2 separate regions of the Homo sapiens genome follow, and region 1 is linked to region 2. The links are chromatin contacts, found by Hi-C or POLR2A ChIA-PET in ENCODE. All regions are on one chromosome and are shown on one strand. The core of a region is the stretch at or near the end of the contact, and the rest is flanking DNA. Distances in the headings are between cores, read along the strand shown. Region 1 holds the start of DNAJC14 (DnaJ heat shock protein family (Hsp40) member C14). Region 2 holds the start of TMBIM6 (transmembrane BAX inhibitor motif containing 6).

The links. Hi-C counts contacts between places; a loop is a spot of excess contacts on that map. ChIA-PET counts read pairs that join two places held with the same protein, here RNA polymerase II (POLR2A). Pooled maps may share reads with other maps.
Region 1: a loop to region 2 is called in a pooled map, with 10 times the contacts of the local background. The contact joins the promoter of DNAJC14 here to the promoter of TMBIM6 in region 2. A Hi-C loop is called at or near these places in 1 of 168 maps with a recorded cell type or tissue (naive thymus-derived CD4-positive, alpha-beta T cell) and 4 of 50 pooled maps. POLR2A ChIA-PET finds 5 or more read pairs at or near these places in 2 of 52 experiments (WTC11 and activated T-cell).

The regions. Positions count from the first base shown.
Region 1 is chr12:55,827,819-55,833,089 of GRCh38, reverse strand. It overlaps DNAJC14 (DnaJ heat shock protein family (Hsp40) member C14), which reads left to right and starts at 3,503. Exons shown (of 7, transcript NM_032364.6): 1 at 3,503-3,601; 2 at 4,376-5,271. The coding sequence starts at 4,432. It also overlaps the pseudogene TMEM198B. RefSeq lists enhancers at 2,036-2,235, 2,190-2,927 and a silencer at 3,456-3,565.
Region 2 is chr12:49,739,016-49,744,482 of GRCh38, reverse strand. It overlaps TMBIM6 (transmembrane BAX inhibitor motif containing 6), which reads right to left and starts at 2,926. Exons shown (of 10, transcript NM_003217.3): 1 at 2,872-2,926. RefSeq lists enhancers at 2,670-2,989, 2,610-3,301, 3,230-3,359.

The sequences.
Region 1 (5,271 bases), core at 2,254-4,753, 6.1 Mb before region 2:
GGCGATGCCCACTCTCATTTCCAGGCTCAGCTGTGTCTCCAGCACCCGCACCTTGTGGCACAGTAGGAAGCTCACCAGCGCTCCTGACAGCTGACCGGAGAGAAACGTCACTGTCTTGAAGCAGCAGTAGCCTGGGAAGTGAGGCAGGAGGAATTGAGAGGCAGGAAGGGGGCTCTACAGGGATGACTCTGATGAATTCCAAGGGAGAGGAATGGCTCACTAGAGGAGCAGAAGACAGGAGCAGCACGTCAAGGGACCTCAAGGCCAGGGGCAGAAAGGGGTCGCTTAGGGTCGGGGGGGGGCACTGTTTCAGGAACTGTGAGGGAATGGGAGGGAAAATCAAGAGGTAAGATGGATACATTGAGGGGAGTAAGGATAGAAAGAAGGTCTAGTCCTTTTAGGGATAGCAGATAGGAAAAAATCAGCACAAGCTGATTCAGGTTTTTGGAGAAGAGTGAAGAAGTCTGAAATATAGTGAATAATTTAGGAATGGGGTTTTCAGGTAGGAGTTAAGAGAAGAGCAAATGATAGATGCCAGAGGTGAAAGCTGGAAGGCATGGGCATGGAGGATGGACAAGAAGCTGGCAAGAGCAACATGGGCCTAGGAATACAGCCAGAGCAACATGGGCCACACTAGAGGTAGGAACCCCTGGCAGAGGAGGTGAGATGGCCCAGGAGCAAGGAGGAAAGCTGGCATCATCCTTGAGGATGACAGTCTTGGGCAATGGCCCCCCAGGTCCTTGGCCCTGCCCTCACTGAAGCAGCAGTAGATGATTCCAAAGCAGCAGCAAAGGGCACACACCAGGGCAAGTGCCAGTTCAGGATTGTCCTGGGGTTCCAAAACACATCTTGGGTCTGGAGGCTCTGGGAGTTGTTGATTAAAGGGCCTGGGGTCAGATGTCACAGCCAGGGGCAGCAAGACTTCCTCCATGGCCAAAGAGAAAGTGGTCACAGAGCGGGAGGTGTCAGCTCCTCTCACCCATCCATGAATGTCTTTAGGGGATTGGGAAACCTGCAGCGGGGCACGGGGCAGAAACTCAGGTGCCCATAAATCTTGAGGACTCTGTACCTCTATTTCTTTTAAATAATGGTGCCCATTTCAGGAGCCAGTATGACCCTGTTGAGGTAACTGAAGAAATCTACAGGATTGGATTGAGAGGAGCAGGATCTGTCTTTACCACTCTCTGAAACAAGTACACTTAAGTAAAATGTAAAATGAAATCTTATAAAGTAATGAAAATCTTATAAAGTAATGAGCCTTTGCCTCCCCCCACCACCCTGCAGCTCTTCAGGGTGAGGGTGGAAAGAACAGGAAGCCCTGGGTGTGTGGAGGGAGGGGTGCTGGGACATTATTGCCCCATCTGCGACTGGGACTTAATACTACCCCACTGGATTGGGAAGGGTGAGGTTAATAGAGAGGGGAGAGGGAGGGAGAACAGGAGAGTATGAGTCATGGTGGGGGTCTCTGGACAGCTGCTCCAGGCCCAGGGCAGAAAGAGGGAAAAAACCAGACACCAAGAGTTTGGGAGGAGGAATTAAGTAGAGACAGTCACCCACAGTTTGTCAGGGTTTTAAAGCCTCAGCTTCATGCTGAGATGGAGTTGTTGGAGGAAGAGGCATCCAGCCACAGTCCTAATCCCACAGCCCCTCATGGAATAAGCAGGGACTTTGCCCACAGACATCTCACATCCTGGTAGCCACTCGCACCTCCCCTTAGGATATTGGTGGGACTTTTCCTACCTCACCCTTCCCCCAGCGGTATCAGGGCTGCCAATGGGATTTGAATTCAAATCCTGAAAGGAGAACACCAAGGAGGAGCTGGCATTTCGGGCACTGTGGGAATGAAGTGGCAAAAATGCAGGCACATTACTTTCTTCAGCTGTCCTTTGGATATCAAGGTCCTTACAGGCTGGAGGGTTGACTCTCGGAGCTCCTCTCCTCAATCTGCTTGGAAGTCTGGGGACCCTGGACAAGCGGGGGTTGGGGAGGGGATGTTAACTACTCACCATCCTGCCAGGATTGAGGAGAGGAGGGGGTGGAAGTGCTTCCCTAGACCTCCAGATGCATCCCTGCTCGGAGGTCCTAGACGCCGGGGGTGCGGCTGTCGGTCAAGAGCACCCCCAGGGTCACTCTGTTGCTGCCTAAACTCTTTCAAGTCGCAGCCCAGGCTCTGTGAGCTAAATGCAACTAGCTTGCAGGGTGGAGAAAGGGGACAGGGCGTGTGTGTTGGGGTGTGTGTTTGTGTTTGTGTGTGTGCGCGCGCGCGTGCGCGCGGTGGGGGGAGGAGGGGTGACATCACAAGGCAGGCCCCTCCAATTCTTTCCCGTGTGTGTGGGGGGACCCAGGTTGCCTACTGCTCTAGTCCAGGACCAGAGACCCCCAACTATATAGCAGGTAAGAGTCTTGAGGGTCACCCCAAGAGTTTTGGAGAAGGGTCTCCGAATACTTAGGAGATGACAACCGGAAGCTCTCAAAGCCCCAATAGGGGTCCCAGCGCCCCCCTAGCTTCAGCTTGGTTTCTTCCACTTTCCAGAGAATTGGAGTATTGTCTCCTGGAGAACCGGGTGGTCGGGATCGTGGACCAGGGAAGGGGCTTTTGCTGGTCGGGGAGCGCCAACTGGGGGTTCATGGGTGGAAAAACTTTCGGATCAAGACGGGGTATAAGGCTAGAGGCGTGTGCAGAGGAGGGGACCGACGGAACGGGGACCCAACTGGGTCTACGTGGGGGCGGGGGCGCTTGTGGACGTCCACCAAATAGCTTGGTATGCAGATGAGATGTCAAGCAGCAGGTAGATGAGTTCAGTGTTCTTTGGCTCACGGGCAAAGTTCTGAGCCGAGCCAAGTTACGCTCCCAGTTCCTAGGCACCGCTCGGTGATCGGGCCTGGGGAGCTGCGACCCGAGGGGCGGATCCAGGTATAAGGGGCAGCTCGCCAGCTGGGTCAAGCGCGGGGGAGGCCGTGGGTTGCTGTGAAAGGAGGGGCAGTGCTGCGGGGCGAGGGAGGGGGCCAGCCGGGGCACCCTCTCCTCTGCTCCACCTCCGCACCGCAGGATACAAAGGGGCCTGTGTCCTCGCAGCTGCCGGCACGGAAGGGATCAGGGCAGTGACTCTTCTGAGCTCCCTGGTTTTGTCTGCAAGGGAAAAAGACTATATGTGGCTCGGTGGCTGCCCTCCATCTCCCAGGAATACAAAGCCTAGGAATACACCCAGAGCAATCCTGAGAGTCTGCCCTTAGTCTGCAGGCATTGGTGCAGAGTCCACCTGCCTTGCTTCCTGCGGTGCAACCTGCGGGAATCCCATTCCCACACGCGGAGGGAGGGGCCTTTAAATGGCGGGGCCAGTACTTCCTTAGGACCGCCTCCTTGGAGTCGACGCAGCCCTAGCTGGATTGGCTTGCCTCTCAGCCAACCGCTATTTCTTTTCCTTCCCGTCTCTTCCCTGGTGACCCCGGAAGTGGAAGTAGGCCCAGGTCGCCGGCGGCCGCGGGGACGGAAGGCGGAAGCAGAGCGTGAGCGGGAGGCGGAGCCGGGAGAGCGGCTCTCGTAGCTCACCCTGGCCCCAGGCCGGGCGGCTCGAGGGGGAGGAGTTACCGCCGTTCTTCGGTACGTCCGTCTTTTTTTTTTTTTTCGTTTTTTTTTGTTTTTTTGAGATGGAGTCTCGCTCTGTCACCCAGACTGGAGTACAGTGGCACGATCTCGGTTCACTGCAACCTCCACCTCCCGGGTTCAAGCGATTCTTCTGCCTCAGCCTCCCGAGTAGCTGGGACTACAGGTGCGCGCCACCACGCCTGGCGAATTTCTGTATTTTTAGTAGAGACGGAGTTTCACCATGTTGGCCAGGCTGGTCTCGAACTCCTGACCTCGTGATCCGCCGGCCTCGGCCTCCCAAAGTGCTGGGATTACAGGCGTGAGCCACGGTGCCCGGCCACCTTCGTCCCTTCTACACAGCCGGTGGGTTCCCTGTTAGTCTTTCTTAGGGGCAGCCCTAAGCTCCGCCCCCAGATTTTCCTCCAGGGCCGCATGGCCCCCACCCATTACTGGAAGTCTGTGGCCCCCTTTCCGGCGGTCTTTCCCATTTTCCTAAGAGTGACCCACCCTCCCCCGACCACACCCTTTACGGTACCTCCCTGTTTCCCTGATTGAAGGTTATAGTTTTCTGGGGAAAGAAGAAAAACTTAAGTGATTTGGAGGAGAGGGGAGGGAGCAAGCAGGGTTGTGGTGAGTCTAGTTTTGGCTTATTGCTAGGAATAGCGAATGCCCCAAAAGAACTTGGGAAAACAAGGGAGGTGGATGAATTAAATGTGTCCACTATTTGAGATTGTTTAATTCCTCTCTTGGTCTCATCCTTGACTGTCTCCACCTTGATATCTGTTACAGGCATCAGAACACACCATGATGGCTGTGACCTAAGACCCTCAGGAAGCCCCGGGGTCATGGCCCAGAAGCACCCCGGAGAAAGAGGGTTGTATGGAGCCCACCACAGTGGTGGTGCCTCCCTCAGGACTTTAGGACCCTCCGTGGACCCTGAAATACCTTCATTCTCAGGACTCAGGGACTCAGCAGGGACTGCTCCTAATGGTACCCGCTGCCTCACAGAGCACTCTGGTCCTAAGCACACACAGCACCCAAACCCAGCCCATTGGTTGGACCCAAGCCATGGCCCCCCAGGGGGTCCAGGACCACCTAGAGATGCAGAGGACCCTGATCAGAGTGAGACGTCTTCAGAAGAAGAATCAGGAGTGGACCAGGAACTCTCAAAAGAAAACGAGACTGGGAACCAGAAGGATGGGAACTCTTTTCTTTCCATTCCATCTGCTTGCAACTGCCAGGGAACACCTGGAATTCCAGAAGGGCCTTACTCTGAGGGAGGAAATGGTTCTTCTAGCAACTTTTGCCACCACTGTACCTCTCCAGCTTTGGGGGAAGATGAGTTGGAAGAGGAATATGATGATGAAGAATCTCTCAAGTTCCCCAGTGATTTTTCACGTGTGTCCAGCGGAAAGAAACCCCCATCCCGGAGACAGCGGCACCGCTTTCCAACGAAGGAGGATACTCGGGAGGGTGGACGTAGGGATCCCAGGTCCCCTGGTCGACATCGGCTGGGTCGGAAACGAAGTCAGGCAGATAAGCGCAAAGGCCTGGGATTGTGGGGAGCCGAGGAACTATGTCAACTTGGACAGGCAGGCTTTTGGTGGCTGATTGAACTGCTGGTATTGGTGGGAGAGTACGTAGAAACTTGTGGCCATCTCATCTATGCCTGCAGGCAACTGAAA
Region 2 (5,467 bases), core at 1,677-4,176:
GAACACCATCTTTGGAAAACAAAATGTGTATAAAAACTACGAAGGGCTGCATGCAGTTTGGTTAGAAACTCTGGGGGAACAAAACAGAGTGGTAGAAGACATTTCTACCAGATTCTACAACCAGGTCAAAGTAGTAAAGGAAAAAAAATCAGAAGTTAGAGCATCAGAATATTCAATGGTTTCTCTAGAGAAAATTAATACCCTTGGGCAGTTTACGAAATAAAATGAAACTCGTCAGGCCAGCAGTAGTACCTTCTATACTAATACTCCTGACTATATTTATATAAAATTTATAACTTTTAAGGTGCTTTTATATATGTATCACCTTCAATCCTCACACATCAACCCACAAGGAAAGGGAAAGATTAGGCCCATTTTATACATCTTTTTTAAGTTCAAAAAGGCAATGTAATAGTGGCAAGAGGACAGGATTTGGTGTCACAAGTGCTGCCACTTTCTACTATATAACCTAGGAAAAATCATTTTACCTAAGGTTATTTCAGCTTCCTCATCTGTAAGATAACGATGATGATCAATACCTGCTCTACTGAATGCCAATAAGAAAATCTGTGTGAAATCAACGTAAAGTACTAAAACAAACATTAGTATTGATTTGACCAACATTAGAAAGTTAAATAGCAGAGCCAGAACCAGATTTGGGGTCTTCTGACCACTATAGTCTAGTGCTCTTTTTACTATTCCATCCTACAGTAGAAAAATAAGCTTTCATTTATATAAGCTTTCAAAAGTTTCAGCCATAGGTGAAAACAAATCTTTAAAACAAAAAAACCCTCCCAAAACATACATTGATTCCTATGACATTTTTCTGCATTTTCAGCATTTGTATAAAGAGCGCGAACTATATCTATAATCAGGGAAAATAACTTGAAAATGCTAAGTATCTAGATTAATTTTACCTTTTCTTATTCTTCAGGAGAGATGACTCTTTTTCTTTAGGAAAGGATTACACCTGTAATCCTAGCAATTTGGGAGGTCAAGGCGGGCGAATCGCTTGAGGTGTGGAGTTCGAGACCAGGCTGGACAACTTGGCAAAAGCCCGTCTCTACTAAAAATACAAAAATTAGCTGGGCATGGTGGTGCGCGCCTGTCATCTCAGCTGCTTAGGAGGCTGAGGCATGAGAATTGAATGCACCAGGGAGGCGGAGGTTGCAGTGAGCCGAGATTGCACCACTGCACTCCAGCTTGGGTAAGGGAGTGAGACTGTCTCAAAAAAAAAACATAATAATAATAATAAATAAATAAATCGCTTGAGTTCTGGAGTTGGTAAGCCTGGGCAACATGGTGATACCCCATCTCCACAAAAAATACAAAAATTAGCTGGAGCTGGTGACGTCCACCTGTGGTCCTAGCTACTCAGGAGGCTGGGGTGGATCACCTAAGCCAGGAGAGGTCAAGGTTCAAGTGAGCCATGACTGCGCCACTGCACTCTAGCCTGGGCGACAGTGAGACTCTGCCTCAAAAAAAAAAAAAAAAAAAAAGAGGAGGAAGGTACTAAACCATGTTTCCACAACCAGATAAATAACGGAAGAAGCAAACTATGGATCAAAAGTACAGATTGTATTTCTCAAGGGTTCAACTATTCTGTCCCTACTGGAGGAAAGTGGCGGCAGAGAATCTAAATGTCAACATATTCTTTAGGCCAGAACAAAAATATTAGACACAAAGAATAAGAAAACACCAAAGAGTGTAAATACAATAATTACAGAAAAAAGTGTGTATACGCAGGTCATAAGAAATGTGTTTATGCAATTCCGGTATCTTTCCAGAATTCAATTCTTAAACCACACATACAAAAGATAAACTGTAAATAAATATCAATAAGTAACTAGAAAAGTCCATTTGCCATTTATTTACCTTTGACCTTAAAATCCTTGTCTGTTTCAAGCACAGTCAGCCCTTCTACTGGGTTACACATTCACAAGTTGCTAGAACACAGTCTCAAGTTCATAGTGATTTTTGTTGTGGGGGTGGTCAATGAAAGGCTGATGACCCCAAGCAGCCCGGGCTGGCACCGGGTAGTAATTCTACACTCAGTAAATATACAAAGATACCAAAGCCTACTTGTTACCACAGGTCCAGCAAGTAGGCCCAAGATAAAAACTGCCCAACGACGCCCTTGCTGAGCAGACTTAGAAAGACGCCCACAAAACCTCAAGACCAAGCAAAGCAAAGCCACCTCACCTGCCCAAAGGTAACCAATCCGAAAAGAGCGGGGCCGCCCCGTGGGCCTGGAAGGCAGCCCCAGCCCCAGACTCCTCTCACTTCCCGCCTCTGCCGTTGGCTAAGTAACTGAGGAGCCTCGCGTGTCACAGAGGAGTGTGACATCACCCGCCCGCCAGGCCCTACCTCGAGTCTTGGCTCCGGGCCGCTCACCCAGGGTCAGCCCGACCAAAGGACCCGCCCGCAGCCGAACAGCAATCGGATGGGTGGAGTTTCGCGTTCCTTCACCTCGGAAGGACGTGCTCTGAATTCGAACGATCGAAGCTAGGCCAAGGGGCCCTGCGTCTACACTTAGTAGAGGAGAAGGAGCGGGAGAAAGGAAAAGGCGGGCTGAGAAGGGGCCTTCGCCAGCGCTCTGGGGCAGAATAGAGGCCTCGACACCCCCCAAAACCCCCGCAGACTCGCCTCCGCCCCACCCCCGCTTCAGCACTGTTGCGCACGCGCAGCACTAGTTCCCTAGCTTCCCTCCACACCCTGTTTTCCCGAGTCTGGTCTCCGAGCAGGGCCTCGTTCCTTCAGGGTGCCATCTGTCCGCAGAAGGAAGCTACTGCCACTCTTGCTCAGACAGTAACTGCTAACTCCCTTTCCATTTCTCACTCCCAGTTCGCCCAGTACTAGGTTCAGACGTACCTTCCTAACCCGCCTCTCCAAGGCCTACCAGCGCTTCTAACACCGGATGTGCTCTGACTCGCCCACTTCCGCTCCCGATCTTTTACCCGGCGTTCGCCTCTCGAGGGAAACCCCGCCCTGTGGTCCGCTTAAGACCAGTCCTCATTGGCCGTTGGCCGCACTCCTGCCTTTCCATTGGCTGTACGTGCATAAACAGCGGCTGCTTAGTTCAGAGGCCTGAGCTTGTCGATCAAGACTACTGGCCACCAACCGCCTCGAAGCAAAAGGTCTCCGCTTTCTTACCGTAGTAAGCCAGGGTCACGGTGCGCTGCTGCCTCTAGTGGAGAAAGTGAAAATGGGCCGGCCCCGCCCGGGACAGCCCGACGGCTTGTGAAGGGGTAGCGCTGCAGTCTTGGGATTCTGGCTTTAGTCTTGTCATGCAGTGTTAAAGGGGGAAAGCGATTCAGAGAACACATTAAAAAAAAAAAAAAAGCGCCCTCGCAAGGGGCGATTTACTGTGAAACTAGTGGAGCGTAAGCTTCAGAGCACCTTTGAAAACACTTCGATTTCTCTAGAGTATGCGAGAAGGAAATAGCAGGATTCCAGGAGGAAAACCAGAATTTAGGAAACCACTTTCTGGAAAGATAGAACAGTTCTTTTCAGTAAAGAATACAAATATCCAGGGTATGATTCTCAGTAGGCAAACCCAGGTATGCAATTAATAGAAGTTAATTTTCGGCTGGGCGTGGTGGCTTACGTCTGTAATCCCAGCACTTTGGGAGGCTGAGGTGGGCAGATCACTTGAGGCCAGGAGTTTGAGACCAGCCTGGCTAACATGGTAAAACCCCATCTCTATTAAAAATTTAAAAAATTAGCTGGGCGTGGTGGCGTGTGCCTGTAATCCCAACTACTCGGGAGGCTGAGGCAGGAGAATTGCTTGACCCTGGAGGTGAAGGTTGCAGTGAGCCGAGATGGTGCCACTGCACTCCAGCCTGGGAGACAGAGCGAGACCCCGTCTCAAAAAAACCAAAAAAGTTAATTTTCTATAATACAACCTAATTTTTGCTGTAGTGTAGCAGGACAAGCCGCAGACAAAACCCCTCAGACACCGAGTTAAAGCAGGAAGCGGTTTATTCCGCCAGGAGCATCGGCCAAGACTCCTGTCTCAAGAGCTGAGCTCCCTGAGTGAGCAATTCCTGTCCCTTTTAAGGCCTCACAACTCTAAAGGGATCCGCTTGAGAGGGTAGTGATCGATTGAGCAAGCATGCACCGGTAATTAGATCAGAACAGGACAGGGATTTTCACAGTGCTTTTCTATACAATGTCTGTAATCTATAGATAACATAACCGATTAGGTCAGGGGTCGATCTTTAACTACGAGGCCCAGGGTGTGGTGCCTGGCTGTCTGCTTGTGGATTTCATTTCTGCCTTTTAGTTTTTACTACTTCTTTCTTTGGAGGCAGAAATTGGGCATAAGACAATATGAGGGGTGGTCTCCTCCCTTATTCCCCCACTTTGAGACTCTCACTCATTTTATTAGTGGGAGTTCTCACCTTCATCTTCACTACCTATGTCTTCCTGCATGACAGATCGATAGTGATTTATGTAGTACACTTGTGCTGAAGCATTCTGGTGAACTAGAGTAGTGATGAAACCTTTTACCATTTGAATGAGTACAGATAGTAAATAAGGGATCAGTAAGCAGGCTATTACTACTATAATTTTTATTATAAGAGTTTTAAATCCTCCTAGCACTGGGAACCATTTTTAAACATAGCTTCAGGGTCAAATCCGTGTCACACTTGTACAGGCACATGTGCCAGTTTCGTCATGTCTTTAACTATATCTTCGACTACTTGCCTCTGATCATCTATGTGCAGGCAGCAATTGGTAAGGTTAAATTTTCCACAGACTTCTCCTCGAACTAAGATATTTACTCGACGATCCAGTCCAGCCCTGTCGATTCCTAAGGTCACACGCTCCCCTTTTTTTCCAGCGAGGATCAAGGGGATTGGTTATTACTAGCTCTAAGGGGTTACATTGTCCCTTAGTACAGGAAGAGCCATTTTTTCCTTTCTGAAGGTGGACTGGATCCTTTTCATTTTTTATCCAAGTGGCCTAAATGACACAAGACCAGTATCCACATTCATTTTCACACAGTCCTCATTCATGACAAATGTACTTATTTTCGGTCATATAGCCTTTTTCCCAACTAAAAGAGCCACATCCCCTTCCTAACTTATTGCTATTAATGACAGCACAGGCATCAAACTTCAAGGTGACTTGTTTGGGCACCCCTTTTTCTTTTGTTTTGGCTAACACTTTACTCGTATCATTTATGAGTCCTCCCCACCAGTCCTCAGTCCTTAATCTTATTTTAAAAACTGTGGTCATGGGAGGCTCAGATGGGTCATAACACACATCAGGTTGGTCATTTCCTGGGCTACATACCTTGTATAGAATAGCATTATACAAACAAGTTCTTTTTAGAGTCCCGGTACACCTATAATAACCATAAAATAATAAGACTGTAGCAACTTTTTGTCCTACCTCAGTGACTTGATGTATACACTGGGAACAGTCCTCAGTCTGAGGAAGGTCAGTTGAAGTCCTTACT